Linked DNA regions of Mus musculus: all the other regions are linked to region 2. Evidence: chromatin loops called from intact Hi-C (ENCODE). Cell type or tissue: heart. All regions are shown on one strand. Each heading gives the region's core, and the rest is flanking DNA. Links, peaks and the distances in the headings are about the cores only. Region 1 overlaps Rsrc1 (arginine/serine-rich coiled-coil 1). Region 2 holds the start of Shox2 (short stature homeobox 2). Region 3 holds the start of Mfsd1 (major facilitator superfamily domain containing 1). Region 4 holds the start of Gm25919 (a small nucleolar RNA gene).

Region 1 (7,889 bases), core at 1,864-6,863, 360 kb after region 2:
TATATGTTTGATCAGTCATTATTAATATCCCTGTTTTCCCTAATTGGTTATGAAAGGTATAACTTTGATACAATGATGCATTGAATTTTTATCTTAAATCACAGAGATAACTTTATATTTGAACCTAAATGTCAGTATGAATTTGTGAGATGTTATTTTTATATGAATACCTGTATTTTATAATGCATGTGATGTGTGTGTGTATTTATTAGAGCTATATTTGACTACATGTATATACATCAAGATTTATACAAAGACATTAGAAAAACAGGCACAGTCACTCATGGATATTAGTTATATATAAAGGTTATTGAGGATGCAAAGATATAAAAGATAGAAGAACCTAGTAATTGCCTTTAAGATCAGAGCACAAAGCATTAGTTTGGATTTTACAAGGCCAGCCAGCAACAAAAGAGCAGTAATTTATGAGCTCAGCGTAAAAGAATAGCATAATTGCATTAAAAATTAATGCTAATGAACACTAAAATGGGGAAGGTGGTTATGATGAAAGTTTGTATTCATCTTCCCTGGTTTGAATGATGGCTAGTGGCTTGATTAATGGCTTAATTTCTATCAATTAGCGGGGAAAAATCTCCTGTGAGACAAGGGTAAATTGAGCATTGAATTACATATCTTGCTTTTGTGTGCTAAGAAAAAAGAGCTGCGTATCTCTGATATTAGCCACAGTGACAAATGTGGTGTGCCCCGAGATGTCTGCAGCACTCTGCTGACAGGCGGGCTGTGTGTGGTTATAGGGTGTTGGATGGAGACGGCTGGCAGACAGCATTCACTCTTAGTTCCTTAGAAACATTCGGCTCCCATCTACAGAATTTTAATTAGAGTCAATAACAATTCTGGAATTAAAATGGACAGCAGACAGCAACTGCGATTCCTTATTCTAATCTAGTAATCTGGGTTCCTCAAGTTGCATGCCTTTCTTCTACCTTGTTGCGATGAAAATAAATAGAAATAAAAATAAAACTGTCCAGCAGCCTTAGTTCTGTAGTTCTGGTGAGATGATCATTTCTTATCATTGCATTAAAGTAAACATGACTACTCAGGTTTACCATGTCTTGAGCAAGCGTAAACCAATAGTCACTATAGTTGGACTGCGTAGTATCATAGAAACTGATTTTTTTTCTAACAGTTGTTGCACACAGTAAATAACAAAATCTGAAGTGAACATTTTTCCTGCTTGTGTTATTTGTAGGCTTAAGTGGAAGTGCTACTAGGTTCTCAAGTACTTTAAGTTTTGTTCATTATAAAGGTTGTAAGAATATGATGTAATAATTTCTTTAAAATTCTGTTTAAGTATAGAAGATTCTGAAAATACAATTCTATAACCCACGTCAAAATAACGTCAGAGGAGCAAGACCGTGTGTACATCTCTTCTACAAGCAGAGCTGTGTAACGTTTTGCTGCGTGAATAAGCATTAGAATGCAGAATAATTACAATCCCAAGGACATTTGTTATTTCTAGTAAATGGAAGGAGTAAGGAGAAATCATTTATTGTGTGATGTAAAAAGGGTAAATAATTCATTTTAGAAGCAATGACTAAATCACAGGTCAGGGTTGGTTCTGCCACCACCTACCCACGTGAGCTTGACTGAGTTGCTGATTTGCTTTAGTTTTTCATCTTGCAGTGAGAATAGTCAGGTTATCCCAGCAGCTGTGATGGGTAGAGTGTAAAGTAGTTAGCCCAAGTGCCTTAAATCTGACCTGTTGCTGCTCCCCATACCAGCATAGTACCATATGGCATTTAAATGAAAACTGTCTCCATCATGTTCCCATTCAAAAGGCATCACAAACAAAGCAAAAGTTTCGTGCATTAAACTACAGCAAATTTTCTTTGAACATAGATTCTTCCACTTGAGATAGATCATGCTAAGGGAAATGGCAAACCCCCTATAGCTCAGAGTATTGGATCCTGGCAGCTGTGACAATCTAGTAGCTTCCCCATTCACCACACTGCCCTGGCCACACTGTGGCCTGGACAGATAAAGCCATGGTAGCCTTTGTACCTTCTTTGAGATGTGCACAGGAATGCCTTCCAGTAGTCCTTGTCTCTCTCTGTTCGTTCTCATAGTCTTTCCTGCCACGCCTCAGCAGGAGTGAACCAAAGCCAGTCACAGAGTCAAAACAACTTGGCAGCTTTCCTGTCCTTACTGCTATAACTAAATGGCGCTAAGCATGCATCTATAGTAACATGCATTTACTAAGTATTTGTCATGATCTAATAACCTCACACGAAGCAGGAGTATCACTAGGATTTTCATGGCTACTTTTTCGTGTTACCCTTTTCTGCTGAAATGTCAGAATGTCCGGGTGTTCTTGCCTGTTTCCCCTGTCTCACATAGTTCCCTAGCTTCTTTCTGATCTCTCTCTCTCTCTCTCTCTCTCTCTCTCTCTCTCTCTCATGGGGTACCCACCTTATTTGTTTATGATTTGTCTCCTTACTATACACTCTCAGAGCAATGCCTCATGTGGTCAATGTGCTCAAGTATTTGAAAGGCAGAAAGAAGAAAGGGGGAGGGAAACTTTCACTCCTCCTAAGACATGTAGCCCATTATTATCTCACTACCAGAAAGGAGAACTCAGACCTGCACAGCTTGCACCATTTGCCCAAGGCTACGACAGCTTGTAAGTAGCACGGAAAGTTTGACCCAGGCAGTCTAAACCCACAGATTCTAAAACTATCGCTTAGGAGGCTGGAGAGATGGCTCAGTTGTTAAAAGCACTGGCTAGTCTTCCAGACGACCTGGCTTCAATTTCCAGCATTCACATAGAGGATCATCTGTAACTCCATTTCCAGAGAGCCAGTGCCCTCTTCTGGCCTCCTTGAGCACAAGCCATACATGCAGGCAAACACTAAAGTAAAATAAACACTAAAACAATGAATTTTTTTAAGTCACTTGCACATTTTATTTTTAATGTTTTAATGCCCCTTGAATTTTAGTTATTCAAAAAATATATATTAATTGCTCACTAAACAATACAGTACCCTCAACTAAGCTCTTAAGGTAACAGAGAGATATGTCATCTCTTAACTGAGGAGACAGAGCTGCCACTCACACAGAGGTCATGATCAGTGTGAGACAGCATATGCTAAGAGCCAGGTGAATTATGGAAGAGGTCTCTCTTCACACCAGTGGCAAGTGACAGCATCATTAAAACATATGTATAGGTATGGCCGTAAATGACAGTGAAAATTGAGAGATATGAAAACTTTCTAAGTAAGATATTCAGTGAAGATTCTGTTTTTATGAATCACAATGGCCCAATTTGCTTGTACTTTTTATGTTTAACTGAAATTCTTTGATAGTATGGCCACACTGAAATTATTTGTCTCATTTAACATGCCAGAGGAAGTATTTTAATATGGTGAGCTTGTGCTGGACCACCCCCCAGCCACGTCTTGTGAAAACCACTTGAAGAACCTCTGCTTCCCTTGGGACAGTGTTCACAGCATCAGCTTCTGGAAGCTTCTAGGCAAGGCCTTTCTACCTAAGGAGTCTTCTGATTTTTCAAGCTCTTTGTGGATATAATTTTGTGGAAATTTGTTTTTAAGAATGTGTTTTATGAACAGCTTATAAATGTTAAGATTGGATAGGTTTCTAATGTATTCTTTTTAAAAGAAATATTGAAGAGATATTGGTTTATGTAATGTATAAGTGCATAGCATGTATCCAGTGGTAAAAGTATAAAATCTGGTGTGAAGCTTACCATCTTCCTTCCTAAGTGGCTATTGTAACTGCATAGAATTCCACTACATTATCTAGCCTTTGGTTCTGGTTCATAGTCTGGCTCTGCTTAATTTTGCTGCGTGATTTCTTTTTTGCAACTTTTTATGATAAAGTTTATATAAAAGAAAAAAGATAAATTGTTTTTAAAAGCAAAGCAATAACTGTAAATTTTATGTTTATAAGAAATTATCTTAATAATTTAAACTTTCTAATTTTATTTACCTACAAGTTCTATTGAAAACAACTTTCCTACTCAAGTATGTTGTCTTGTTCTTCATCCTTGGAAAGCACTGGGAAATGCTTTGCAGTACAGATGCTGATTGTCTTATTTAAAACGGGATGCTCATGGTTGTTTTGTATTCCTGGCTAATATCCGAGTCAATTTAATCTGGAAATTGGGTAATACTTTGTATTATTAATGGATTTGTAGCAGTAGTGTTAGTGTATAAATATATTTTCCTGGAACAATATCATAAATAACTCAGTAACCTAGACCAACTGACCCAAATTTTTTGTTAACATAAAACGCATTTTAACTTTAGATAAGTTCATAAAATATTAATAACTGGAAAGAACCAGTTGACAATGAGCTCTTTGCATGTGTTAAAGATCTCTTTGAAGCACCAGTTGTCCTCATCCCAATATGACATCTTGGGCAATAGTGCCATCTGCTGTTGCCATCCTGTTACTGCTAGCACAGGAGGCGTTAATGTTTGTAATCAAAAAACTGGTGGTGGGGACATCCTCCTGGTGACAGGGGGTGGGGAGGAGGTATGAGATGTGGAACAGTTTGAGAGTGGACTGGGAGTGTAAATAAATAAATAATAAATAAAGTATTTTTAAAAGGAAAAGAAAACTAAAATTCTCTATTTTCAAATGAAGTTTAAGAATTGCATTGGACTTCATTTTATGTATTTCACAGTGTAAATCTGTATATCATCATTGATATACAAATTGGTGATATTTTAAAAGAAACTTTGTAAATGCTATTAGAAATTGAAATTGTCAGGAACTTCAAATAGAGCATATATATATATATATATATATACATATTCATATATATATATATAATCAAGAGTAATAACATTTCTTTTTCATAAAAAGAAATCAAAATTACCTTCTGCAAAAATAATTAATACTGATATTTTTGTCTCAAATGGGTTTTTGGTTCCTTTTTAGGAGAGTGTGTGTATATATGTGTGTGTGTTGTATTTACCAATAATATACTTGTAGAAATCACTAAGTGCTAATGAATGTGTTTCCTTCCTGGCTTTTAAACATTCTTTAATGTTATTCTTCTAGTAACTTTTGTCTTTCACGCTGACCATCAAATTCAGGAAACACCTACTTCTCTCCCCTAAGCCATTTGAACTCACCCTCTCACTCTTCCTTTGGCTTTGAGTCAGGGGTTCACTATATCACTCAAGCTGGCCTTGCACTCTCACCACACCCAATCCAGCCTTGGTCTCACAATTCTCCTGCCTCATCTCTCCAAGTAGCTAGGATTACAAGCCTGTACCATGAAGCCAGGCTTCTAATGACTTTTCCTTTCCTTTCTTCCTTTGTGGCTCATAAGATGATTCTGTGCACTCATGTAAGCATGCAAAAACATAACGGAGTTAACACAATTGGTCACTCTTAACTGGATACAGAGTTTCTTTAGGTGACATGTAACAAAGAACCTGAACTCAGAAGAGCATGGTATGTGTTGTTGGTACATTACAGTCGTTCCTAAAGCTGCAGGTGATGCTCAAGACTTGGATTTGTGGATGTCAATACTAGAATTTTGAATATGCAATCTAAAATATTTTATGGTTATTGTTTTCAGATACTATAGAGCAGAGTTATTATTATAAAGCAGAAATTTTGCATCTCCCATGCATCTTCCTGTTTTTAATTTAAGTGTCATTGTTGCTGAGTTTGGGTTGAGCATTATAAGATGAAACTCATGTGGCTTGTTTCCACAGCGTAAATCAGGCAAGCTGCCTTCTCCTCCGTGCCCTGTCACCTTGTTAGTCCCGAGGTGATTTTTTTCTTAAAGGACAAAGATAATGTTCTGTTTTCTCTAATCTTTCTTCTCTCCTTTATAATTTCTACAGTGCTATTTTAATAAGCATACTGGCCCTTTGGCCGGGCCTGTGATACCATGCTTATTTATATTAGGCACTGGTTGTATTCCCAAATTTAAAGCTACAAACACTACAAGCTTTAGAGATCAGTACTGTTTCTCAGTTCACCTCTGACATTTAATACTAATGATGTGCTTTGCAAATCCAAATGAGAGAATATGTTAGACAGTTAGAGAAAGGAAATCCAAGAGAGCTAGTAGCTGATACGTGGGAGGCAGCATCCTGAAGTCAGAAATAAGGCTTCTTGTTGAGAATTCGTGACAGTAAATAATCCTGGTAAAACTAACTGGGATTTTTTTTTTTTTAAAAAAATACTGTTTTCAAGGAGACATTAAAGTTGGTACCTTTCTTTTGTTATTTTTCTCTGCTGTCGCATTCTTCCTATGCATAGAACCTTAAAAATTACATGTTACTAAGAGATCCATTAATATTAATACATTAGCCAGACAAAGAATCTCTCATTTTATATGCTTAGTACATCACATAATTAAAATCCAGAGAACCTTTTATACTAAAGCAAAGGGAGCTATTTGCTGCTTTGCAGCACTTTGGCAGTGCGTGAATTTATACAGGAAAACGTGTTCTTCAAAAAAATGGGGACATAGGCTGCAGCTGCTCTTGCTTCTAAGCCTTCACACAGCTTCTCAGTGAGCCAAGACTGGGCTCCAATGGGAGAGCTAATCTTCCCCTTGAGTAAACAGATGCTTGCATGGGACTAGACCAATCACTTATGATTGGCCAAAAGTTGAGGCAAGGTATTTAAGGCAATATCAATTTTTATTACCCTTTGCTTTTGTGTTCTTTATGTCTGTCTCAGTGGCAGCCCCTACACATTCAGGCCAGGGCTGCTGGAGTGCAAGAGCCACTCTCTGCAGATCCTTTGCCTAAGGCCAGCCATCAAACTAGGTATCTCAGCTAAGCAAGCTAGCCACAGCCATTACCCATAAAGTCTAAATCCAAAAAAATCAAGCTGCCTTAGTTAAGTCTACATTGGCTCCTGATTGGTATTGGTACGGATTGGTATCAGTGTGGGCGAGAGTTTCAACACACATTTTTTTTTTTTTTGTCCAGCTAATGTGGAAAAGTAAGCCCAAAAATAAGAATTGACACCTGAGTCCTCCTTCTTATTAAAATGTGATCTATGAAAGAGAACTACTTCAGTAACTCAGTCATCATTTGAGCATTCATAAAAGCATCATAAAACTATGAAGCAGATAACTGTATAGCTGTACAATAGTAAAGAACGCTCTAAGGGTAGAGAGTTGCTGTGAAAGCATCCCCAGTAAAGAGGGATGTAGTATACTAGTGTCATCCAGGAAGAAGAGATGCGAGCGCAGCTCTTACAGTTTTATAAACGATGGAAGCTAAATTCACTGACGGGTCTCGGGTAGGAAAAACAATGTTTCTGAATGGTTAAGTTTTACAGTTTAACCTAGAAAACTACATCACAACTTAAAAACATGTTAGTCAGAGAGCAAGATGTAAAAATTCAAAAATAAACTGAAGCAAACAGATAACTCTATAAAATTAGTAGCATAATCAGATAGAGAATTATTTCAAGTAACTTAAAGCATAGTGATTTGACAGTTCATCAGCAGAATACATGTTAAGGTCAAAAACACTTTTAACAGCATGCATTAATACCCTTTGTGCTTTATAGTAATCATTGCCATTTTATTTTTTATCTAATGCATACCTAAATGGAAAATGAATCCTTTCGACAATATTGTTAATGCTGAATGTTTTAGCATATGAGAAGATACGTAACTATAAAATTATTTAAAATCATAATTGCTAATTTAATTGATAGTAATCAGCATATATTCATACTAAATTTTCTCTCCTAGCATATCTTTTTTCCCCATACATTAAAAAGACTGAGAAGCAGTGGCAGTTCAGCAATGGTGAATATGCCAAGTTATTGATCTGCTGTCTTCCCCTTCCGAAAGGAGTGGAGAAGTAGATCATATCACGAGGGGCAGGAACTGTGTGAGATAACCCTGGAATATCATGCCG
Region 2 (7,889 bases), core at 1,811-6,810:
GTGACAGATTTTTTTTAAATTCAAATAAGGCTCCAATAATACAGTTTCCACAATACAGCATATTGATTGATTCACAAATTAATGTTTAAAAAAACCATGAAAGGAAAATATTACTTCAGAGCCTTTTTCTGGTAAGTTTTTGAAATCAAGTGCCACAGTCAATGTAAATCTTCAAAAATCCTCCTGATATTGAGTATAATAGAAGGGTGGATTTCATGCCAGGGTGGCATCCTTTGTGTGACTCACATGGCCTGAGGCTTCTTGACTCTTTTTTCCCCCCTAGAAGAGTTGGAATGGAGATACTATTACTCACGGCTGCAATAATTATCACGGTTTTAAGGGGTTGCGGAGTCTCTAGAGAGCTCAGCACAGGCTGCAAAGCAGAACAGGCTTAAAAAGGGAAGGCTCTAGGATTGACGTCGTGATGACCAAGGCGGCCTATTATTATTTTTTCTCTGTCCACTTTACTGCTCTGTTTTTTCCCCCTGATCCTATTACAAGATGCGGGGAAGCCCCATAAGAATTGTGCATAGTTCCTTACAGATGGTGGTCTCTCCGCCCAGAGACCCAGGGAGTATCTGTTACAGCGATACTTTGTAACAGCTGCAGATGTTCTAGCCTAAAACTGCTCCATGTGTTCAAACAAATAATGACCATCATTTTCTCCCAATTTTATTATTTGAGCGGAAATACAATCTGAAACGTTTAAATTTGTTCCCTATAAAGCTGGAAGGATATGTATGTGTGTTTATAATTCCTCCTTTAGATTATCCTCAACCCCACCAATAATGAAAAAAGCTGCAGTTCTGACCCCAAGTGATATTCTGAAGGCCAGGCTTTGCAAACATCAATAATACGATGTGTATGTTGTTTTAAAATGGAGTTTTCATGGGTTCAGGTTCTTTGCGTTGGTTAAGTGGAGGAACAAAGGGTGGGCAAACATATTCTATGCCCTCTGTTTCTCGCTCAGTTAGAGACCGATCCGCTAGCAGTACACTGTAAATTTTTGCACTTAACAGATGCTAATTTTCTTTATAGTCTGTACATCCATAAACCTAATTGGTATATCCGTTTGGCAAACCTAGACCCTCAACGAAACCCAACTCCAGAGAGCAAAATACTCGTTGTAACTTTTAAGGCTTCAGAGATAAAACGTTTTCTATGGCATTTTTTTTAAGGCTTATAAAAGTAGGCCCATTAGGATTAAACCACATTAAAGACAGCGAGGGGCTAGGGGGGTGTGGTTAATAGAAACTCTGGGAGCAAGCCCAGCACAGCTTTCTTTTTCAGCGAACATATGTTGGCTTAGGAGTGAAAGGGGCTACGGGATCAAAACCCATTTTAGAAAATAAGATCTTTAGAAAAGATGTCCCCCCCCTTTTTTTTTCATCTCACACCAGACACCTGCAGCTTCCCCGCAAACATTAGGTATAGCACTCTGACTTTCAGGACCCAGCCTCCACCTCCTCGCAATGGGGGTACCTGTACTCGGGCCTCAGAGAGCCCCAGTCGCTGGCTCAATTCCTCGCGCATGAAAGCGTCTGGATAGTGGGTCTCATCGAAAAGCCTCTCCAGCTCGTTGAGTTGTTCCAGGGTAAAATTGGTCCGACTTCGCCTCTGCTTGATTTTGGTCTGGCCTTCGTCCTCCATCCCTTTCGCATCGTCTTTGCGATCCTTCAGTTCAGGGGACACTGAAGAGGGCACCACGGAAGGACCACACGTGCGTCGGAGCACGCACCACCACACACACACACACACACACACACACACACGAACAAAAAAAAAAAAAAAAAGCAAGACAGTCTCATTACCAGATTTTTCCAGAAGGCTAGAGACTCCTAAACCCTGGGAGCGCGGGATCCCTGTGAAGACCTGGAGAGAGGATGGGGTCTCTGAGACCCGCAAAGTCTCGTCTGTATAGCTGCCTGGGGACAAGGTGGGCACGCGGCTACCCAACTCAACTGGGGTCTTAGCTTACCCTCTCACTACCTGTTCCCTTCCCTTCTGTCAACACCAAATGCATTCCTGACCCTATGGCACTCACTGACCCACGCACTCACGGAAATCAAAAGCGCTGCGCGGGCCTCTCCCAGAGCCCGGTCTCGGTTAAAGGGCGCGGCAAGGCCACGCGATGGCCTCGCACGCCAGCTATCCCCAGAGGGCTGTTCCGCTGTCCCGCCAGCCTCTGCTGCCTCTGGCCCTTTGCCTCCCGCAAACTTGCTGGTCTAATTTAGGAACAACTGGGCCCGCTGAAAGGTTGCAGCAGGAAAACGAGATTCTGGTACAGCGCTGCGCCGAAAGCCACGTCCCCGGGTACCCAAGGGCTCGGACCAGACCCCTACGGATGGTTCCATCAGCAACTAGGCAGTCCCTGTGCTCCCTGCCAGACTCGGGTCGGATTGGCACAGGCAACCACGCCATGTTGGCGGCCTGGATGACTGGCCGCCCACGCTGGGCCAGAAGGGTAGAGGCGGCAAATCAGACAGACTCTGGTGGTCAGCAAAACCCACCGCTGCATCTGTCCTCTCCTTCTCCCTCCCCGGTGGAAACCAAGGATCGACCCTAAAGGCTTAAACCCACTGAGATCAACAGGTTCAAGCAGAACATTCCTCGGTTTCTATTGGCTGTTCAAAACCTTTTCATGCATCCAGCCGCTCGGATGTTTAATAAAATATGCATTTTCCCCCTCACATTCGTTGCTACTTTGCTGTCCTTCCATGTAAAAGATAGGAGCTCTGGCAGTGTGAGCAAATAGAGCCACACGAGGGGTGGTATATATGTATGTCAAAAGGCAATGATGAGGACAGTCAAAGTCAGGCCCATATCAATACAAGGTCCACCCAACCTTCATCCTCTGCATGATTTGGAGATGGATGTCCACTGTCAAAGCTAAGTTTAGATAGTAGAGGCTGTTTTTGATTCCTCCCAACCCAGGAACCGGATCAACACAGAGGGGAAAAAATTAAGTCGAAAGAGCCAAGCTACAAAGAAATTAACACTTGCCCAGAGCTTGGAAATCAACAACCCCAGCAACTGGCTCACCCAGGCTTGCCAGGGCTATGTAACCCGAGTCTCAGAGCTATGAACCTTGAAGGGTTACTCTGGGGGCCCCTTTATCATTTTACCCTATCACGTTCTAAATTTAGGGGAACACGGCCGGCCGGGATCTCGGTGAAGGCAAAGCGCCCCATCTTGCCCCAGCTTGGCATTCTATACAGTAACCTTATTTATTGCCTGTATTTCTGCTTCTCAGAGTTCATTTTGTGGACGTTTGTTCTTCCTCCGGGAAGGAAGTAGATAAGGTCACAGCAAACATTAGGGGTCAATTTAATAGAAAACATTACTAGGACAATCTCACTAACATCTTAGTAAAATTTAAACAGGAACATATATTCTTCAGATGGGAAGGTGGACTGGCTTTGTCTGTTGTCACCCCCAGAGTGGATTCCCCTCAAAGTTTAGGGGCTTCAAAGGAAAACAAATCCAAATTTCAAGTTGATTAATAGACTTAATATAATGTCTCTTTCGCCCCCAACTTTCCACTTAATGGCCTAAACAGGAACAGACCGTGTTATAAACAAGTTAATTGCTTGCTTAAATTTGTGATTCTACGCATGCCACATATTTTCTTAATTGGAAAAATATGGCAGCACACCAGTTACTGCAGTACCGAGTGCCAAATTAATTTTTAACTTTGAGTTGATGGACGCTTCACCGGTTAGATAAAGCCTTTTTCTAACACTGCTCTCTCCAAAAGTCTCTCTCTCTCTCTCTCTCTCTCTCTCTCTCTCTCTCTCTCTCTCTCTCTCTCCATCTCTTTCTCTCTCTCTCCTAAAGTACTGCACGATTCTAGCCAGTAAAGAAATTGTGTATGTAGTGTCCTCGTCGTCGTCCCCCACCCTCTACTCCTCAATTCCTCCACCGAGAGGGAATCACCTTGGCCTGGACCTTTGGCTGGCTCCTACCTTAACTGTTCAGTAAGAATGTGAAGTTTGGTCCCCAAGATCCGGAGATTTGGGGGCTTTGCAGAGTTACAGTGGTTTTGATGGCAAATCTAAAGAAGGGCAATGTCGTGTGGCTCTCCTCTTTCTCTCCCCTCCCCTTCTCTCCTTTAGGCTTAGGAAAGGGGTTCTGGCAAACTCGGGACTACGGGCTAGTTACAACCGGCCTCCTAGTGAGCCCCTGCCGCACCCCTTCTCGCCGCGGGCCACACAAACTTCGCCGTCCCGCAGCGCGGCCCCATCCTCCCGCTCGCGAAAAACATATTTCGGTGCAACCGGAGCGACAGAGAAGGGTGCGCGAAACCCCACGCCCTCCCCCACGCGAGGACCCCACCCACGACGGAGCAGTCTGGCCTCCTACCCCTCCACTATCCCGGTATCTCCCAAAGCTGGGGTCCAGGGCCCTCTGCGATGCCGCCCTCCTCCCGCTCGGGTCCCGGGTCCTCTCCCGCCCCGAGGATAAGGGAAGGCAGTAAGGGGAACCGCGGCCGGGGGCAGGCCGTTACCCTCCGTCAGCCGCGGGCTGCCGGGCTCCCTGCTCCGCTCCGCGGCTCCCATGTCCAGCTCCCGGACGGGAGAGCGCCCTCCTCCAGCTCCTCCGCCTGCTCCTCCTCCTCCAGCACCTCCTCCGCCTCCTCCGCCTCCGCCTCCGCCTCCTCCCGCGCCGCCGCCTCCGCCGGCCGCCCGGACTGCCGGGCTGCTGCGGTCGTCGCGGCCCGGCTCGACGCAACCGGGCTCTTTGGCCCCGCGCAGCGGCCCGCTCTCTAGCACCTCCCGGTACGTGATGGCCTCCTTCTTCTCCTTCACTTTCTGGTCAAAAGACTTGGAGACGAACGCCGTAAGTTCTTCCATCGCGGCCGCTGCCGCCGCCGGTCAACCTCGCGCTCAAGCTCTCCCTGCCGAGCCCCGCTCTTTTTTTCCTCCTTCTTTTTTTACTGCTCCAGCCCCCCCAATAATAACACATCAATGGGGCAGGGGGATGGGGGAGGAGAGGGAGGAGGAGGAAGAAGAAAAAGAGGAGAAGAAAGAAGAGGAGAAGTAGAAGGAGAAAAAGAAGTAAGAGGAGGAGGAGGACGAGGAGGAGGAGGAGGAAGGAGGGGGTAAAGGGGGAGAGGGGGGAGGAGGGAAGGGGCGGGGGCCGCCAGAGGGAAATGGGAACTGATGCTTCCCTGCCGGAGTGCGCGTGTTCAATGTTAAGATCTTTGACAATTCTTCCTGCGGAGAGTTCAGATCTGATAGCGACGCAGCTCTTGAAGTCTCACTATTTATACTTCCTAAAGGCGGGCCTCTTGTTCTGAGTAAATTACCTCCCCTCGCAACTCCTAGTGAACCCCTTCGCGGGTAGCAGGAGCGCCACTACCTGGGGTGGGGAGGAGAGGGAGTGGGGACGAGAGAGAGAGAGAGAGAGAGAGAGAGAGAGAGAGAGAGAGAGAGAGAGAGAGAGAGAGAGAGAGAGAATATGAATATGAATATTGAGGATGGAGGATCCAGGCTGGAGTCCACCGGGCTGGAGAGGGAGGGCAAGCAGGGGACCAGAGGGGGCGGGGAGAGGAGGCAGGTCCTCAGCGGTCGGGTTTTCTGATAGCCTCGGCCGCTGGTGCTCTTGGCCATTAATCCAGGATTGACAAGAATCCCTAATTAATTTAATTAAGCGTGGATTTTGCGTTGGTGTCACGACTTAGTAAAACACTGGGGAACTGGATAGACTTCTCGGAGGCGGGGCCAAGAGGAAACTGACAAGTGCATTGCAATCAGAGTCAGTGGGTATCCTCAGAGAGTACCCGACCCTACAGCCTCGCTCTGGGTGGGCATCCCAACTGCTCGACCCTACAATGATGACCCCTGGTCTCTGGCCCAGTATCGGGCTCTCTATGGTTAATAGGCCTAGCAACCATTCCAGTATTCCGTTCCTGCACCCTTTCTTGCTCCAAGCCGCTGCAGCTGCACAGCGGTGCATCCGGTCTTCACGCGCCTGCTGCGAATGGGGCTTCATTGCAGCACCTCGGAAGGCTTCACCTCCTTTTAGGATCTTCCGAACGCGCAGCCAGCCTCACTGAGTACTGGTCCCTGTAATTCACTCTACTACTTTGGAGTCAAAGCTGACTCCCATAAAGACACATCCCGCTAGAAGGGGTTGGTCGATTTAACTTGTTTCCTGAGCAGCTGTTCTCTGCCAGATTCGGTCTTAAGGTATTTTCTTACAGCCCGGTCAGGCGCAGTTCCATTTCGATTTTCTCTATGAGGTCTAAGGGTTCTTACTCCTTTTCCTAACAACTCCCTGCACCCTGCCCTTAATTATTTAGCATCTTGGGGGGCATTCTAGTTCGATTTCCTAATTCTGAAAAACAAAAGATGACTACTTTTTGAGTTCTGCGGAAAAAATTACCGATGTTGCTTGTCGCTCGACTAATTTTTGTTTACCGTGGACTGTGAAAAAAAGACTCACTCTTTGGAGGGGGGAAAACAACTCTCTTTCTGATTTATAACTTAAAAACTGTATATTTGACAATTATTTTATAAAAACTCTTAATTATATGGGGGGGGGGGACATGACTGTCTCCTCTAAGCCACGGCTTGCTGTGTGATTTGTAGCTATGCAAATACTTATTTGCTCACACAAAAGAATGTTTACATATGAAATGTTACATTTACTTGAATATGTAAACAAATATACCTCTTTAAGTGGCAGTTTGGGGGGGCATTTTCAGTATACTGAATATTAATGAGTTTTGTTTGATGTTAAAAGATAATGTTTTCGTTCTCTTGGATCCAGTACTCAGTAAAAATGAAAGCAGTTACAGGCCATTAATATGTATATCTTCTACTTATTGATTAGAACAACAAAACACACTTAGCCAATAATTTCAGAAGTTCTACCCAAACAACCTAAAACATTGGTAAAGAGAACACAGAATTGTGGTACATAATGTATTCTCAGTCGAGAATTTAAGTGTAATTTAAGACGTTCCATAACTTCTTGTAATACTAACTACATTGCACATTTAAAGGACATGAAAATAAAGCTTATTAGAAATGTTGCTTTACTTTTTCTTTGACATTATCCTTCCTTCTAGAAACATTTCCCACCCTGCTTTTAGGACAAAGGCATACCTTTACATGGTTAACAGCGATTGCATTAAACATTTAGGTATTATTGAAGTACATGAACTCTTGCTTTTATTATTTCACAAGACTCAAAACCTTACTGCTTCCTAACTTCTATGAATTTAGGAGCAATGTCACATTGAGCATCGGTCTGCTATCTGTAACACTGTAATTCCGGAGAATAATCACAGAATTTTACTCTTTTGTGAAACTGTTTAAAAAAGATCATTTAGTAATGGGATCCACTAAGTTGACATGGTGTTTCAGTAGCTTTCAACCTCTATGACGAAATACATATTCGTAAACACCTCCCAAATAGCCCCTGCTAGAAGCCTGGTAAGAGATCAGGAGACCCCCAGACGCTTCTTCATCCTTTTAACCACAGGACTTAAATACAAACGCTTATGCCATCTTCTGTACTAGAAGGATGACCACTTTAAAGGTAACCAGAGAAAGATCAGGCATGACTATCCTGTAATTTGAACCAATAGATTTCTCTATTATTTCATCTTCTTGACTCATTCTAACTATAGGGGTGGTAGATGAAGCAATGATAAATCTCCAGTGTCTGACTCCCATTTGTGTAAAGGAAGTTTAATTTAAAATTTTTATTAGCATATAATTGTATGGTTTTCTTTATGAACTTTTCACATATGGAAACATACACCTCTTCTGTTAGCCTCTTATATCCCCCCCCCCATTCCCTTCCTCGCCATCCCCAATAGTCCCTCTTTTAGGAAGTTTCAGTTTTAAGAAATTAAAAGTTTGGAAATTGTATTAATA
Region 3 (7,889 bases), core at 1,717-6,716, 600 kb after region 2:
AAAAAACAACTCTTGAATCGAAAGCAAGTTTCTTTTCTTTTTTTAAACTGTTTTATTGACATTCCAAATGTTGTTCCTCTTCCTGGTCCCCCCTCCAAGAGTTCTTCACCCCTCCTCCTCCCCTTTGCCTCTGAGTGTGCTCTCTCACCCACCCCACCCCCTCCCCACATCTCCCTTCTCTTGGGTATCAAGTCTGCTACATATGTGCCGGGACCACAGACCAGTCCATGTATGTATGATCTTTCGTTGGTGGTGTAGTCTCTGGGAGCTCTGAGGGGTCTGATCTAGTTGATATTATTAGTCTTCATATGGGGTTGCTATCCCCTTTAGCTCCTTCAGTCCTTCACCTAACTCTTCCATAGGGGTCCCTGATTTCAGTCCAATGATTATCTGTGATTATCTGCATCTGTCTCCATCAGCTGCTGGTAGAGCCTCTCAGAAGATAGCCATGTCAGGCTCCTGTCTTCTGCCATCCTCATGGTAAAGTTTCTGTCTTTTTAGAACAAGTTTTAACAAGATTAACAACTCATCCACTTAATGGCTTTGATTCTTCCCTTCCCATCATGCAGCTAATTATGGACTCACTCAATAAATTCACTGGCTTATGGCAAGAATCTTACCAGTTCACCTGTCCCCTACAGAGTGCACAGAGCTCCTTTGCCTCTAAAATGGAATTGCCTGTCTCTAGATTTTATTTTCCCAAATGCCTTCCACAGGCTCAACAGCCTACTCTGCTTGGAGACATTGCTTCCTCTGTACAGCCCTTCCTAGAGAGCACACATCACATGTAGAAAAGTTGGGGTCAGGTAGTCGGAGTCTCAGAGTTTATTAAGCACAACACTGGAGGTATATGTAGATGAGCATTCTCAGGCTGTACGCATCTGGGAGGAGAAAGCTGAACTTGCTGGTTTTTGCACACAGGAATCCACTAATCGCTTCTAGACATTTATACTTGGACCAGAGGAAGAAGGCTTTGCCAGTTCTGAGCCTGACCCACAAGGGAAGGCTTTGCAATTTACTATGGGCCTGCGGCCTTGGGCCTTGTCATGGATGTGCACTTGTCAACAACACACACTCATGGTGTCCCTCACTCAGGGCTTCGTCGGCTCCACACGTCTCCTGCCTAAGTCTTAATCACATTAAAAGCTAAATAGTTGGGATGACAGACATGTGATTCCATACTCAATTTAAGGGTGTTGAAATCTTATTTGAGAGTAAAGGCCTTCACATTATGAAAAAAATGATTTGGGATGAAAAACTATATGGAAATAAAGCACAGTCGGAGGAAATGTCAAGTCCTACACACACTGGTGATTCTACGTAAGCAACACGTAAAGGAATAAACCCTGGGAGCCCTGCTGAAGACATGGAGTCAAAAAGAGAAAGAGAATTTGTAGAAAACTGAAACACATCCATGGGAGAAAACACAGACCACACACTAATGGCAACAATTAAGGCCGATTCCTTTAACTGATGGGCTACCAAGCATGGGCTCATGCTTCAGTCTCTAGGTGCCAAAGCTCAGGTGTCATTTTAAAAGGCAAAACCCACAAAGATAAAAATTTACATCAAAGTTAGATAAGGGTCAGCATAACCTCAAAATTTTATTATATTATATATTAATACTTATCATTATCATCTCAGACATAACATGCCAATTATTTTTTGACTTACATCTTCAGTTATTTGAGTTTAAATTTGTATATACATTAATTAGTTTGGTGAATATGCAGACCACAGTCATGGTTGTGGAAATCTCAAATATGTAGCCAGGGTAGACATGACCCACTGGGAGGATAGATAGCTGAGAACTGTCTAAGCAAACACAGAATGAGGTCAGGTCCAGAGGGCATTACCCTGGGCATTTCATTAAGACACAAGTGACTATCATTCAAAAGAAGTCCAACCTCCTTCAACAAGAAGTACAAACTGTCTATACTATCATAGCCATTTTTACTTAGATTTCTAAAGGCAAAAACAAAACAAAATAAACAAACAAACGAAACAAACAAACAAACAAAACCCAAAAAGCCAAAAAGTGGATTAGAGATACTGGCAGCCAGCCTCTTACCTGTATTTTTGACTTAGCCATTAGACTTGTCTTAGTTAGGGTTTCTATTGCTTTAATGAAACACTATGACCAAAGCAAGTTAAGGAGGAAAGGATTAATTTGGCTTATACTTCCACATCATAGTCTCTCCCTGAAGGAAGTCAGGACAGGAACTCAAACAGAACCTTCTGCTGGAGGCAGGAGCTGATGTAGAGGCCATGGAACAGTGCTGCTTACTGGCTTGCTCCTCATGACTTGTTCAGCCTGCTTTCTCATAGAACCTCAGACTATCAACCCAAGGGTAGCTGGGCCCTCCCCAACAGTCATTAATTAAGAAAATGTCCTACAGCCTTGCCTACAGGTTCATTCCATGGAGGCATTTTCTCAACTGAGGCTCCCTCCTCTCAGATGACTTCAGCTTGTGTCAAGTTGACATAAAACTAGCCAGCACAAGACAGTAATCTATACTGTGGACAAAGCCAAGGAATGTAAACTGATGGTCTAGGCCCTTCATTGTAGTACAGCTGATGCTGAGTGAAAGATTAAGCCCAAGGTGGGGTATGACCACTGTGCTGGCAACTGCACAGTGTTAGTCAGGGGAATGCAAGGTAGACAGCAGGCTATGCATAAACATTCCAAACGGTATCTCTCTGACACAGTCCCTCTGCTTCCCCATCCCCCATATTTGGATCTCTTTGGAGGGCCCAAGCTAGGAGTCTAGAAAACACTCAAAAGTCCTCCTCCTTTTTCAAATCCCAGGTGCTATTGTTTAAGCAAGTCCTCATTTAGTCACTGGATCTCTCCTTGGTGCGATAGCTCCAGCTTTGAGCCTCTCACTTTCACTTCTGCGGCACGCTTTACAGCTATTTAGCACCTAGCCTTGCTACACTCAAAATTCTACTGCAAAGACTCGGCAAACCTAGAAATGTGGGGTAGAAGGCTGCGCTGCCAAATCAAACTTCTCAAAACAAACCTAGTGGTCTCTATACTCTGCTGGACATCTCTGAATGGCTCCTCATTTAGGATGTTCGTGTTTCTACTTTACTCGACTTTCCTCTTACTCCAAGATCAGTATAAACGTGTAATTATAAACGTATAAAACCCAGAGGAATTCAATAACTCTTTCAGCTGCAGTCACCATCCATCCACCCACATGATTAGTTTCTGTCCACCTAAGGAAATTCTCTCACCCATATTCAGAGGTGAGAGAATTTGTCCTCTTTTCTAGTACATAAGTGTCAGGTACATCATATGCTGTTCCGTCAGGTCAACTTAACAACTCTTCATGAAGAGTTGGCGAAGTGAGGGAGGGAGGACTGAGCTGGGTTCAGGTCAAGCCTTCCACCACGACTTCTGCACCACCACTTCCTACTGGTTTTAAATCAGATGTTAATGAGAACCCGGTCGCTCACTCCCACTCCCGACCGGATCTATACCCCATCGGCAGAACAGAAAGGCAGCACGGGAGCCCGGCCACCACGTGAGCAACCGTTCACGTGAGCACGGAGAGGCGTGGCCCGAGCAAGTCACGTGAACACACGTGATCACGTGAGTGCTGCCGCTGCCGCTGCCGCCCTGCCTTTGCTTCCTGCTCCGTTCCAGGCTGCAAGCTGATGGAGGACGAGGATGGGGAAGATCGGGCGCTGCTTGGGGGCCGCCGCGAGGCGGACAGCGCAGTCCATGGCGCCCCTCGCGCTCTGTCCGCGCTCTGCGACCCCAGCCGCCTGGCGCACCGGCTCGTGGTGCTGTCGCTCATGTGCTTCCTTGGCTTCGGTGAGCGGGGCTCGGCTGGGGCAGATGATAGAGGGATTCCAGGGTTCGCGCTGCTGCCTGGGCTCGGGAGCCCGCTTTTTCCAAGTGTCTGGAGCGAGGTGACGTTTGTTCCTCCAAGCCCCGGTGTTCAGCAGCTCCTCCCTGGGGACGCAGATGAGAAGGAAACTCAGATCTTTCTCCCGGAGAGCTGTGCTCCCGAGAGTTTCAGAACGTTGCTGGGGGAATTTCAGAGCGTGACTAAGTCCCTCTTCCTCCCTCCCCAGGCGACCCCTCCCATTCCCCAGTGCTTTCCTTTGTATTCTTTTAGAGCTCGGATCCGCTTTGGATAGTGTTCACTGCTAAGTACACCTTAGTAGGAGTCTTTTCTTACCTTTCCTCTGTGAGACAGCCTTGCAGGACCACACTTGTTAAGTTGGTTTCACTTATGAAATCTGATCTGGCGCAAAACACTTTCATTAGCTACTTTTAAAGACACCCTTCCCTCCCGTGTTACAGTTTTTAGTTTACATTGAAACTGTTCGGATTCGTAACAACTGGCTTGGCTTGAAAGAGTGTTTCAGGGGGATCAGATTCAGAAATACATGCACCTGGTTTATAAAAGATACTTTGGGCTTCGGTTTCTTTATTTTTGAGAAGATGGTACTCATTTGCTTTAAAACGTATTGAGCTGATAGTGGTGGCGCCCTTTAATCTCAGTACTGGAAGACAGGGACATGTCTGTGCGCTAGAGAGGCCAGCCAGGGCTACAAAGTGAGATCTTGTCTCAACCAACCAACCAACCAACCATGGTATTGAATTTCTTATAAGCAGTTAAATCCTGAAGGAGAAGTTTCTAGGTTTAGAATCAATAACCAGTAAGCATAGACAAAACACTTGAAGAAATTGTCCCTACTCAAGTTGACAGTTTATTTTTGGTAGGTAGATTGGGCTGAAAGTTTGGGTTTGAGAAACTAGAGCCGCCCTGTCGCTAGCTGCCTTCTCCACCTTTGGACCGCTAGCTTTGTGTATTTACAGAGTCAGCGGGGAAACAGGCAGTGTTACCTTGGGGCTTCTTCAAGCCTGTCAGCTTTCCCCGCTCCCAGGAGACATTGCCAGTTTTCATTTGATCCCTTAGACTGGCGCTTGTGTTGTTCTTGTTTCTAGCCCAGTTTTCACTCAGTTATTTGCTCCTGGGTATTTTTGTTTGTTTTTGTTTGTTTGTTTGCAGGATCAGGATCTATATCAAATACTGGTTTGGTTTGAATCTCTGAGTTACCTCTGCTTTCAAGAAAAGTGAGGACCCAGCTAACGTGCACCTGTAGAGGATGCTTGTAGACTTTTTTTAAGTAAGGGAAATGCAGCGATTTCATGAAGATGTTAATACAGTGATAAGCATGGGAAGAAAGACGGAAACGAAATGATTAAAAGCAGTTGATGTTGACCTCTTTATCAGGTTTCTGGTATATGCTGTGTATGCACACCACTACCTTGTGGAAGTTCTTTGGAATGGTAGATCAGGAAGTGGTGTAAAACAAACACACAAGCAAGAAAAAAAAATCTGTTGTCATAGTGTCAGCCATAGTAAACCTTAAACACCTCCGGGGAGTTACTAGTTAGGAGTTGTAACTTGAAACTCTTATATAGATATTATCATTCCGAGTGAAATATGTGTTCTTCCTTTTTCTAGGCAGCTATTTCTGCTATGACAACCCCGCTGCCCTTCAGACTCAGGTGAAACGGGTGAGTTGATTTTCTCCGTTCTTGTACTGCTTTGCTTTGGAGCACTCACTTACAGATGCTCAGATAGAATGAGCTCTCAGGTGCCCCATCTGAGATGTCCACTTTCTCTTCTAGTGTCTGTTATCACCACACCCACAGGCTGCAGAGATCAAATTTGTTTCTCTAAAGAACTCCTGAATAACATATACATGCCTCGAGATGGTTTTCTTCTTTAGGTAGATAATTATGGACTCTGCCCACAGTGTTACGGGAAATGCTAGTGTTGGTTGGAGCTTTGCACTCCTCTGAACCATTGAGTGAGTGGTGGGACAGCTTTGGCCTTCTTAGATAAACTTTGCTGTTATTTACTTTTATAAATGTGCATACTGGTTGCTGAGTATTGGCCCTATCTGCATTCTTAGTCTGGTTTTGAGTTGTAAAACTGTATTTGATATTTGTTGTTTTTTGGGCATTTAGACCATCATTATGTGCATTTTAAAAAGCCATTAGGCAGAGGAAAAATGCATGGGCTGTCCTTTGCATTCTAGGAGGGGTTAAAGAGGATAACATCTGTAAGACTAGGCAAGGACGATTCTTTTCTGTTTGGGAGGAGTCCATAATGGAGGTGGAAATGAAGAAGGAGGAACGTAGGAGACAGAAAAGGGCTGAGTTGGCCCCCATGCCAGTGACAGGTCCTAGAATCCATGAGGCCTGAGACATAGTATGTGGACTTAAGATGTTCCCAGGTATGGCTGTTATTCTAAGGGCAAGGGTCGTAGCTTCCAGAGTCACAAGGAAGTAACAGTTCACACATGGTTAGGAAACATACCCTGTATAGATACACAGCTGTCACTACGTTTTGTTTTGATTCGTTAATTGCAGAATCTGTGTGGAAAAAAAGTTTTCTTTTCTCTCTATCCAGGACATGCAAGTGAACACCACGAAATTCATGCTGCTGTATGCCTGGTATTCTTGGCCCAATGTAGTTTTGTGTTTCTTGGGTGGCTTTTTGATAGACCGCATATTTGGAATACGGTAAGCTTGCAAAAAAAAGTCAAATTGTGGGTAAATTTAACCTGGTTATTAGAATGTAGGAATGGGCCAAAGTTTTTCTTCAAAGAACTGAATAGACTTGTGTGAATTGACATATGGTGGACACGAAGAGTTGATTTTTGTTTTTAAAGATTGATTTTGGCTCTAGACTCGATCCTTGAAGCCTGGTTGGTTTATTAATTAGGATCAGGCCTAGTAGATGCTGCTGATGGGTCGAGGTCATAAGTTATGCTCTTAAATTGGGTTAGACGAACTTCCTAAGCTTCAGCTCCCCCCCCTCCCCTCAGTAGGGGCAATAATTCCTACCTTACAGGCTTCTACAGGGATTAAGTGAGATATGGAGTTGTAAAGTCTTTGCACATAGGTGGAGATACATCCCTCAGCTCTGGTAAGATTTAAGGATCCCCCCTCCCCCACCATTTCTGCCTGTCTTTGGCCATTGAACTTTTTGTGGCTATGGTCATTTGATGCTGAAGAGGAATAGTCCCTTTGCTATTAGCTTTGTCACTTTTCATCTTTCTCATTGGCTGTGTTTCAAGTGGGACTTAGGGACCATCAGCTGGGGCTCTCTTCAGAAGGCAGAAATGGAGCTGCGGAGTGGTTCTAACTCTTTCTGAGGGATAAGGGTTGAGACAGCCTTGTGTGCTTAGATTTGCTGGGGTTGCTTCTAAGAATCTTAAATAGTTGAGCGTTAAGGAAGTGTTTAGATTTTACTGGGTCTCAAGGGATGATAGAATTAGCTTAAGTTTTAGGGAAACTCTTTCCACTTACATGGAGGAGGAACTCCTTTTAATAGGGGTGATATAAATCTTTGTGGGACGTTGAGTTTTCCAGTTTTAGAGAAGATTCAGGCCATGATTTTAATGTTTTTGAGTGAATTTTAGCTTCAGAAATGCAGTTGGCTCTGATGACTTTTGAAGAGTCTGCTAAGGCTGCTATTATGTGACTCTGGTAAAATATTAATAGACTGTAGTTGGACCTGTAACTCCATTAACTTGGCATAGCCATGTCTTCTAAAAGTAGTTTTTAGTTACCAAGAATTATAAACTTAGAATTATCTACTGTAGAATTTCCTGGAATCAATTCTAAATTGATAGTAAGATAAAGATTTATTTTGTGCACACGCACACATGCCATGTGTGGAGCCAGTACAGGAGTCTGGTCTCCAGGAGCTGGAGTTACAGGCAGTTATGAGCTGCCTGAACCAGGATCCTCCTCAAGAGTAGTGAGTGGTCTGTGCTACTGAGCCTTCTTACTAGTCTCCGGCTCTAAATGCTGCGTAGAGATTTAATAAAGAATTTCCATTTCTAAAGGA
Region 4 (7,889 bases), core at 1,695-6,694, 590 kb after region 2:
TGGGATTCATCGCCAGAACACACACGCTGGAAGAAGAGAACCGACTTCTGCAAACTGTCACCCTACCACACACTCATTTATAAATAAGTGCATAAAGCAACTGTAAACATTCAAATAGAACCATTCATGATAACCTGTTTTTCTGATTCTCTCATCCCTTATAGGGGAGGAAAAATACAATGTGTTTACTTTCTGCAGTTGACTTTAATGCAGACTTCCATGCATGTGGGCGGGGAGACCAGCAGATAGCCATATAGTTAACACACAGATAGATGCATGCAAAACAGGAGAGAAAACAAATCCTAGTGGATGGGAAGGGGGCCATGGACACAGAACAGTCATAAAAGGCATTTGAAAAGTAGATTTATTAAAATAAATTTATATTTACTTATTAAAATAAATTTATTAATATAAGTTTGGTCATTTGTGTTAGATATTGAGTGTGCTATTTTATCCCCAGCATGATATATGGGGATGTGAAATACTCCCTACAGGCTTATGTGTCTGAAGACTTCATCCCCAGTTTGTTGGCATTGTTTTGGTTCTGTGACATTTCATAGAGTGTTTGGGCTGTGTGGCCTAGTAGCAGAAGTTAATGACTGGGGAAAACCTTAAAGGTGGTGACTATTTAGGGTCCCTTGCTCTTATCATGAGAAGCTGCCGGTGTCTGGCTAACCACTGCAGACACCATGCCTTCCTTGCCATGACAGACTGCATCCCTTCAAACTGTGAGCCAAAATAAATGTCTCCTCCCATAGCATGGTTTTGTCAGACATCTGGTCATACAATAAGGAAAGTAACTAACACGGTACCTGTTTTTATTCCCAACATGCCAGCCTTTCTGGTCTTCAGGACAAACCAATTGTGTATCTTCCAAGGTAGATAACTTCCCTCTCTTCCTCTTAAAACCTTTTTTCTTTTTTTGGGAAATGTTATGCATGCATGTTTTGCCTGCATGTATGTATTGTACCACATGCATACCTGGTGCTGGTAGAGGAAGAGGGCACTGGATCCCTGGAACTGGAGTTACAGAACAGATGGTTGTAAGCCATGATGTGCATGCTGGGAACTGACCCTAGGTCCTGTTCAAGAGCGGCAAGTGATCTTAACAACTGGTCCACCTCCCTGCCACTCTCCCTTCACCAGCTTTTCAAACTAGATAAGAGGAACATGCTGCCACTCTGGCGGTCTCTGCATTATAAACATATATTCCGCCATACATATTAATCCCACGTACGTTACACAAGTTTCTGTTGCTGTGAGAGATTCAGCTGGGCAGAGGAACAGTCTCTGGGACATCTTTCATGGCTGATTTGCTCTGTCACATTGCAGTTTGTGATGAGGCTGAAACACTGTGGTGGGACAGAGTGGTAGAGGAGAGCGGCTCATCTTGTGGTGGCCAAATGTCAGGGGAGAGGGAAGGATGTGGGGGAGGGGGGGAGAAGGGAAGAGAGCAGAGGGGTCTGGGGCTCGATGTATTCCCAAGGGCAGTACCCCAGGTAGACACTCCCTTAACTATGTCCGTGCTGTTTCCCCTGTATATCTTTCCCTGCAAAATTCACAATTCCATTTATCTTAAAGACTGAATACATTTCCATCTGATGTATGTACATTTTATTCACTCATTCACTCATTGATAGGCATCTAGGCTTTTTCCAGCTATTGTAAATAGAGCAACAGTAAATGTGGATGTATAAGCAGCTCTGGGTGTGCTGAGTTAGATTCTTTAGGACATGTGTCTAAGACTGCTATAGTTGGATCACGGGGTAGTTCTAGTTTTATTTTAAAAATTCCCATATTGGTCTCCATAAAAATCTTTGCATATTGATGCACTCCAGCAGCTCATCGATGGGGTAGGTGTTGGGGTGCGCTGATTCAAAGCCCTGGATCTGGGCCTGAGAGGTATCTGAGCTGGTCAGCCTGCTCACACTCTCAAGCCTTTGGGGTTGACTCACAAGTAGCCTCCACAACCAGAACCAGTTTTATCCTGTTGTCCAGGCAAGGTGCAGGACCAGCTCTCCTGGGTGCTGAAGCCAGGAAGGGACAAGGCTAGTTCTTCCACTCTCAAGATCCTTGGATAGCTTTCCTACCTGCCATAGGTGGTGAGGGCAAAAAGGAGGGGAAGGGACCACACAGCAGACAAGAGGCAGGACTGCCTCTCCCATGCTCAGGCCCACAGACCAGTTTGCCCATTCTCCCGACACTAGGGTCAGTTCTATTGTGCTGTCCAGGCAAGATGCAGGGCCTACTCCTGAGTGCTGCAGCTGGTGAGGGGCGGGACCAGTTCTGCTCTCATGACGTGCCCGCTCTACCTGTCGGGAGCCATTTTGCCTGCTTCTATCAGGCAGGGTCAAGGCAGGCCAGGGTCGGCTGGCAGATTTCCTGGCCTGTTGATGAATGAAATGATAAGGGGATATACTTGAAACTCAAGGCGAGGGGCTGGATGTCCTGCTAATCTTGGAGGAAAGAACAAGGAGGCCTCTGGATGGGTATAAATATCTAGTGTACATCAGCCATTGTCTATGCTGGCTTGTGACTTTGTTTCCCACAATACTATAAAGTATGTAAAGGTTATGAGAAACACATTTGGGGCTGGCACAGTATAGACCTGCAGCCCTCCCGATCTCTAACCCTTGTCTCTGAGTCTTCCTTTTCTATAATCCTCTCACTCTCCCCTCAGATGACAGGGACTCTGCCACAGACGGGACTCTGCCACAGACGGGACTCAGTGGGTCCTCCTCAATCCGTGCGAATCAAGGCCTCGACCAGATGGGCATAGAATCGGAGGGTGACAAACAGAGATGACATGAGAGAGTGTGTTGTCACAAAGTGAACACCAGTCTTATATAATACAGAAAACAAAGGGGTAGGATGTCACAGCAGGCAAAGTACATTGAAGTATCTGACACAAAACAGAGGAATGACTTGAAAAGGACTTGAAAGAACCAGGTAATATTTACAATAAAGATAAAACAGCCCTGCCAAGGGTCAGCTAATGACAGGTAAGGATTTCACACCTTATTCACAATTTGTGCTACTCCTTTGAGCCTTATGAAAGCTAGCACCAGGGGGTCTGCTCTAGCAGACCTTCTCATGAATAATGCAATACCACAACCCCCCTATTTTCTAGGCCTTGGCAAATACTTGCATATGAAAGTAACTTGGCTGTAATGACGATTCTAAAATATACTTTGCTAAGCTTGCCCTGAGATTTCTATCTCTTAGCCAGTAAAATACTCTAAGAAAGCATGCAAGACCCTCCACAATATTGCAGGGACAAATCTGTGGCATTCTAGCTATGGGAATGCCAAGGTTCCAGGAGGCTGAGTTTCCTTGAAACTCTTTGCCTCAGTACTGCTTCCAGGTTTCCAAACCTGTAATGCGAGTCACTACTGGAGTGGATGTTGCAGGACTCCTCACCAGCAGGACCAGGGCACAATCCCTGGTGAGGGGAAAAGGGGAGGAGGGTAGCTCTTCCTTGTCCACACCACCACACAGAGAGCAGGGCCAGCTCTCCCACGCTCATATCCCTAGGGTTGGCTCACCAGAAACTCCAGCAATGGGAAGTGTGTGTGTGTGGGGGGGAAGCTCTCCTGAGAACAGCATCTGGCTAGGGTCAGGGGCAGCTTTCCTGCACTCACATCCCCAGGGCCAGCTATCCTAGATCCAGGTGAGGGGTAGGGATGGTTCTGCATAGCTCTCAGATATCAGCATGTCTCCAGGTGGCAGCTCAGACCAGGGGCATCTCCCAGGCCTTGGTAACAGGTCTGTGGTAACAGACCCCTGCTGCTGTAGGGCTACACATATCCCCCACCTCCTGTGGCAGCATAGGTCAGGACCCCATCATGGTCCCAGTTGGCATCACCAGCCACTCACATCATCAGGCCATTCCTCACTACTCTCCAATCTCCAGTTCTGTCTCTCTTCATTGTGTCCACATCCTTATGTTTTTCTTTCCTCTTCCATTTTCCCACCACTTACTTGCTCCTCTTAGTGGCACCAGGGTCTTTGAGTGTCTGGGGTTGTCTCAGGAGTGGTTTCATGAGTGCTATGTCTTGCTTCTCTGCATTATGACACCTGGTAGGGGTCAACTCTGACATGGTCTGTGTCACTGCCCCCAGGTCTGCATGGTGCTGGACTGATTGGTGGTCATCTCAGGCTTGCTTCTCAACCAGGGCTAACAGTCCTGGGCAGGATTCTTCTAGTCTCCGGCTCACTCATCACCCTAGGAGCCGGTCCCGACCTGCAGCCTGTGCTGTACCAAGGAGCTGAATTGGTGGTCCTCTCATGCTAGCTCCCTGTCCAGGCCCCCTGGTGCTGGACTGGTGTGGCCTCAGGCTTGCTTGTTCTCAAGGGATGTCAGGCAACTTACTAATCATCTAGATGTTCACAAGTCAGCACACTGAGCATAGACGTAGCCTCTCTTCTCTGCCACCTAGTGGTGGACATGTGACAGCAGCCACACCTGCAATACTTCTAGGGGAAGGGTGTTTGTTTTCTTGATATTAACCTGTATGGCAGAGAGAGAGAGAGAGAGAGAGAGAGAGAGAGAGAGAGACAGAGACAGAGACAGAGACAGAGACAGAGACAGAGACAGAGACAGAGAGAGACACAGAGAGAGATTCGAAGTAACTTTAATTTGTCCTTTCATAATGGCTAAAAGGGTTAAAACCCTTTTCAAATATTTATTGGTCATTTTTGTTTCTTCTTTTGCAATCTGTTCACTCAATAGCCCTTCTTGCAACTGGGAAGTTTAAGAGGCTGTTACATTCTTGCAGTTCTTTATATATTTCTGACCTGCCCAATGCAGAATTGACAAGGATTTTTTCCCCTAATCTGTAGGTGGTCTCTTGTCATTGTTTCCAGCATGTTTTCATTGGATGTTGTCCCATTTGTCAGCTCTAGGGGGCGATCTCATGGACCATTCCTTTAGAGGAAGTACTTGCCTGTGTGGAGATGCCCATCCAGATAAAAGAGGCATTGAAATGTTGCCCAATTTCTACAGTCACAAAGTTTCAGGTCTTAAGGACATCAATACACCTTGAGGGTTTTTGGGGTGTGTATGTGAAGTATATATATCTAATTCCATTCTTCTGCATGTGGATATCCCTTTCCCCAGCACCATTTGTGAAAGAGCGCCCCGCTTTGCAGTGCTGGGGATGGAACCTGGGGCTTTGTGTGAACTAAGAATACACTCTACCACCAAACCAAGTCCCAGCTCTGCAGTTATGCTTTTGACACCTGTAGAAGAAAAAGCAGAAGCAGCAGCAGCAGGAAGAGGAGGAGGAAGAGGAGGAGGAGGAGGAGGGAGGGAGGGGGGAGGAGGAGTAGGAGGGGGATGGAGGAGGAGGAGGAGGAGGAGGAGGAGGAGGAGGAGGAGGAGGAGGGGTTGACACACTTTGGTAACTGCAACCAAGTGGCTGCATCTGGGGTCCTCTGTTTTACTCCATGATAAGTTTGTGCCAGCACAATGCTTTTTTAATTGCTATGGCTCACAAGTTCAGTGAGGCCTGGAGGTTGAATGACCTCTCCTGATCTACCCGTCTTCCCCTCCCCAGCACAAGAACTATGGATGCAGGCCATAATCAGAGCTTGATGTGAATATCAAGAACTCTGGTCTTCATGCTCGCAAGCACTTCGTCTATTGAGGCATCTTTCTAGCACCCGCTTGAGGGCATCTTTAAAGCAACAAAAAAGGTAGGGACTTTGTTTTCTAGCCTTACACATATTGGGTGTTCTAAATGCTGCTTTTATCTGGATGGGCATCTCTTTCCTCAGACGTGTGGAAATTTCTGCTACTGAGTCTGTGCAGAGTTTTATTGCTTTATCTCTGTCCTGGACTGACTGTCTTCTAACCGCCATGTCTTGTCTTCCAGCCCTGATATCCCATTCTCTCTGTCATCCATTCTACTGATGAGGACTCCCACTAAACTTTCTATTTAACTTACTGAAAACTTCAGAATTTCAGATTTTCTTCGGTATTTCTATCTCTTTTATAGAATTCCATTTTCATATTCTATATAAACTTCTTTATTTTTTTGTTTTCTCTTGGAATTCATTAGGAGTTTGAGCCCTCTGATTTATTTGATCATACATAAGATAATTATTTTGAATTCTTCGTCTTAAATTTCATCTACTGCACTCTTATTGGGGGCCCTTACTTTGGGATGGGGCATTTTTGGAGGACGCACCTTATCTTGCTTTTCCAAGTCTCTTATATATTTTTAACATGGGAGTGAAAGGATGTTCTAGAAGGGTGGATGCTGTTTTGTCTGCTAACTCTGTCTTGACCAGGTACCTTGAAGGGTGCAACATCAGAAATGAATGTTTATTTCTTATCCTTTGTGCTGTTACCAATGTTGGTAGGGTCAGATCCAGGGCCCTGGCAGACCTAACAAGCTAGACTCACCCACCTTCTTCGATGAGTCTTTTAAAGAGACAAGGAAGAGTGAAAAGCAGAGATTTATTTGGAGTGGACACACTGGGAAGAGGAACAGGGGGGGTTCAGGAAACGCCTTCCTTGTCTACCTTTAGGTTTAAATGAAGGCCCTGGTCAGGGGGCTTCCACCCAGCATGGACCCATCAATGTCTCATTTTGTCTTTTCTGCAAGGTGGTCTGATGTGATGAAAGAACAGTGTAAAATCTCTTTTGTTGCAGTAAATCTCCAATCCTAATAAGCTTGTGTAAAAACCACACAACCCAGTTATTATATTTATAAGTTGTACACCTAGATCAGGCGGATCCACCACTACACTAATCTATTCCCCAGCTAGGAGATCCCTGGCTACTTGCAACTTCTCCAGACCATGCAGCTCTGCTCCATCTTCCTTCCACCTCTTCCTCTGACTTTCCCCTACCCTTCCTCCACTCTCTAAGACCTCCGGTCCCACCTTACCCTTACAATGCCCAACCACAGGCTCTAGCCTTTATTTGACCAGTTAGAATGGTGAGAATGTTCACATGAAATCACCTGTCCACTCCTAGTAGGGGCAGCCGCCCTTGAGGAAGCAGAATTAACGTCAGAATACAAACAGCACCAGGGCAACCCACAGTGCTCTTTTCTGAGTCACCCTGGATGCCCACCACACTCCCCACCCCTGCCTTCCTTCTCTCAGCATAAGATTCAAGGGAAATGCCAACTCCTTGTGGTACTCTCTCTCAACAGTTGTGTAGTCAAAGAGATGGGCACAAGTGTCTCTCTCCTTAGGATATCTTCAATCCTGCCAAGACGTTACAGTGCCTTCTTGGCCAGACTGTAAGAGTTCATGTCTTCAGATTCCGATTCCGATTCAGTCAGAGTGTGCAGAGTGGCTGGTGGTCGCACTACTGGAGAGTCCTGACTGAAGCTCAGGTGATAGGACGTTCAGTCTGGATTTGGAGTCTGACCACAGTTGCTGGTTCAGAATCCTGGCATTATTGAGATCATGCGCTATTCTCCTTGCATGACATATAGGGACTTTAGACTTTAACTGGACACCCCCAGCCACATTCAAAAATACACTAGCCACAAGCAGTCAGAACAACAGATGTGCTCATGGCTGCCAGTTGTCGTGCCAGTGTAAACCATCTTGTCAGAGAAGTCAGCTCTGAGGAAAGCCTTTCTAGTCACTTTTTGAATGGCTGTGCAAAAGATGATGCAATGTATGCCCACTTCCTCTCAGACAATGGTCTGTGCTGCAAAAATGGAAGTGCCGCTCCAGTCACTGATGATGGTGGCAGATCTCTGTGTGAAGTTCCCAGAACATGGATGGCCCCCACCCTCACATCAATACCTTGTACTGGGTTTGCTAAGTTCTTCTTCCATTTGCTCTGGACAGCAGGACAGCTCACAGCTGTGGAGAAAAGCATAAACCCAATATCACAAGGTAGACATCATTTCAAAACCTTA

What was found. Peaks named below come from ENCODE experiments on the same cell type or tissue, not always from the same donor. Only the 100,000 strongest peaks of a DNase experiment are listed, where the experiment ranks them.
Region 1: a loop joins it to region 2, with 2.0 times the contacts of the local background. A loop is called at or near these places in 16 of 42 quality-filtered maps.
Region 3: it touches region 2 in a loop (3-fold over the local background); 6 of 42 quality-filtered maps call a loop at or near these places.
Region 4: a loop joins it to region 2, with 4 times the contacts of the local background. A loop is called at or near these places in 8 of 42 quality-filtered maps.

The regions. Positions count from the first base shown.
Region 1 is chr3:67,340,386-67,348,274 of GRCm38, forward strand. The region is part of intron 7 of Rsrc1 (arginine/serine-rich coiled-coil 1); the gene reads left to right. Among named protein-coding and RNA genes, the nearest start is that of Mlf1, 30 kb to the right of the region's middle. In heart, for the core only: CTCF peaks have their summits at 2,845 (motif pointing left) and 4,414 (motif pointing left); no DNase peak of the experiment used is centred there.
Region 2 is chr3:66,976,704-66,984,592 of GRCm38, forward strand. It overlaps Shox2 (short stature homeobox 2), which reads right to left and starts at 5,068. Exons shown (of 5, transcript NM_001302357.1): 1 at 4,508-5,068; 2 at 1,483-1,691. The coding sequence starts at 4,853. It also overlaps a transcript of Rsrc1 not described here. In heart, for the core only: no CTCF peak of the experiment used is centred there; DNase peaks (open chromatin) are centred at 2,308 and 4,558; H3K4me3 peaks cover 4,337 bases; H3K27ac peaks cover 1,140 bases; H3K27me3 peaks cover 3,915 bases.
Region 3 is chr3:67,579,155-67,587,043 of GRCm38, forward strand. It overlaps Mfsd1 (major facilitator superfamily domain containing 1), which reads left to right and starts at 3,614. Exons shown (of 16, transcript NM_025813.3): 1 at 3,614-3,823; 2 at 5,490-5,542; 3 at 6,444-6,556. The coding sequence starts at 3,664. In heart, for the core only: a CTCF peak has its summit at 3,751; a DNase peak (open chromatin) is centred at 3,737; H3K4me3 peaks cover 1,741 bases; H3K27ac peaks cover 1,327 bases.
Region 4 is chr3:67,568,805-67,576,693 of GRCm38, forward strand. Gm25919 (a small nucleolar RNA gene) reads right to left here and starts at 4,487; the gene lies at 4,356-4,487. In heart, for the core only: CTCF peaks have their summits at 4,431 (motif pointing left) and 4,653; no DNase peak of the experiment used is centred there; H3K27me3 peaks cover 2,139 bases.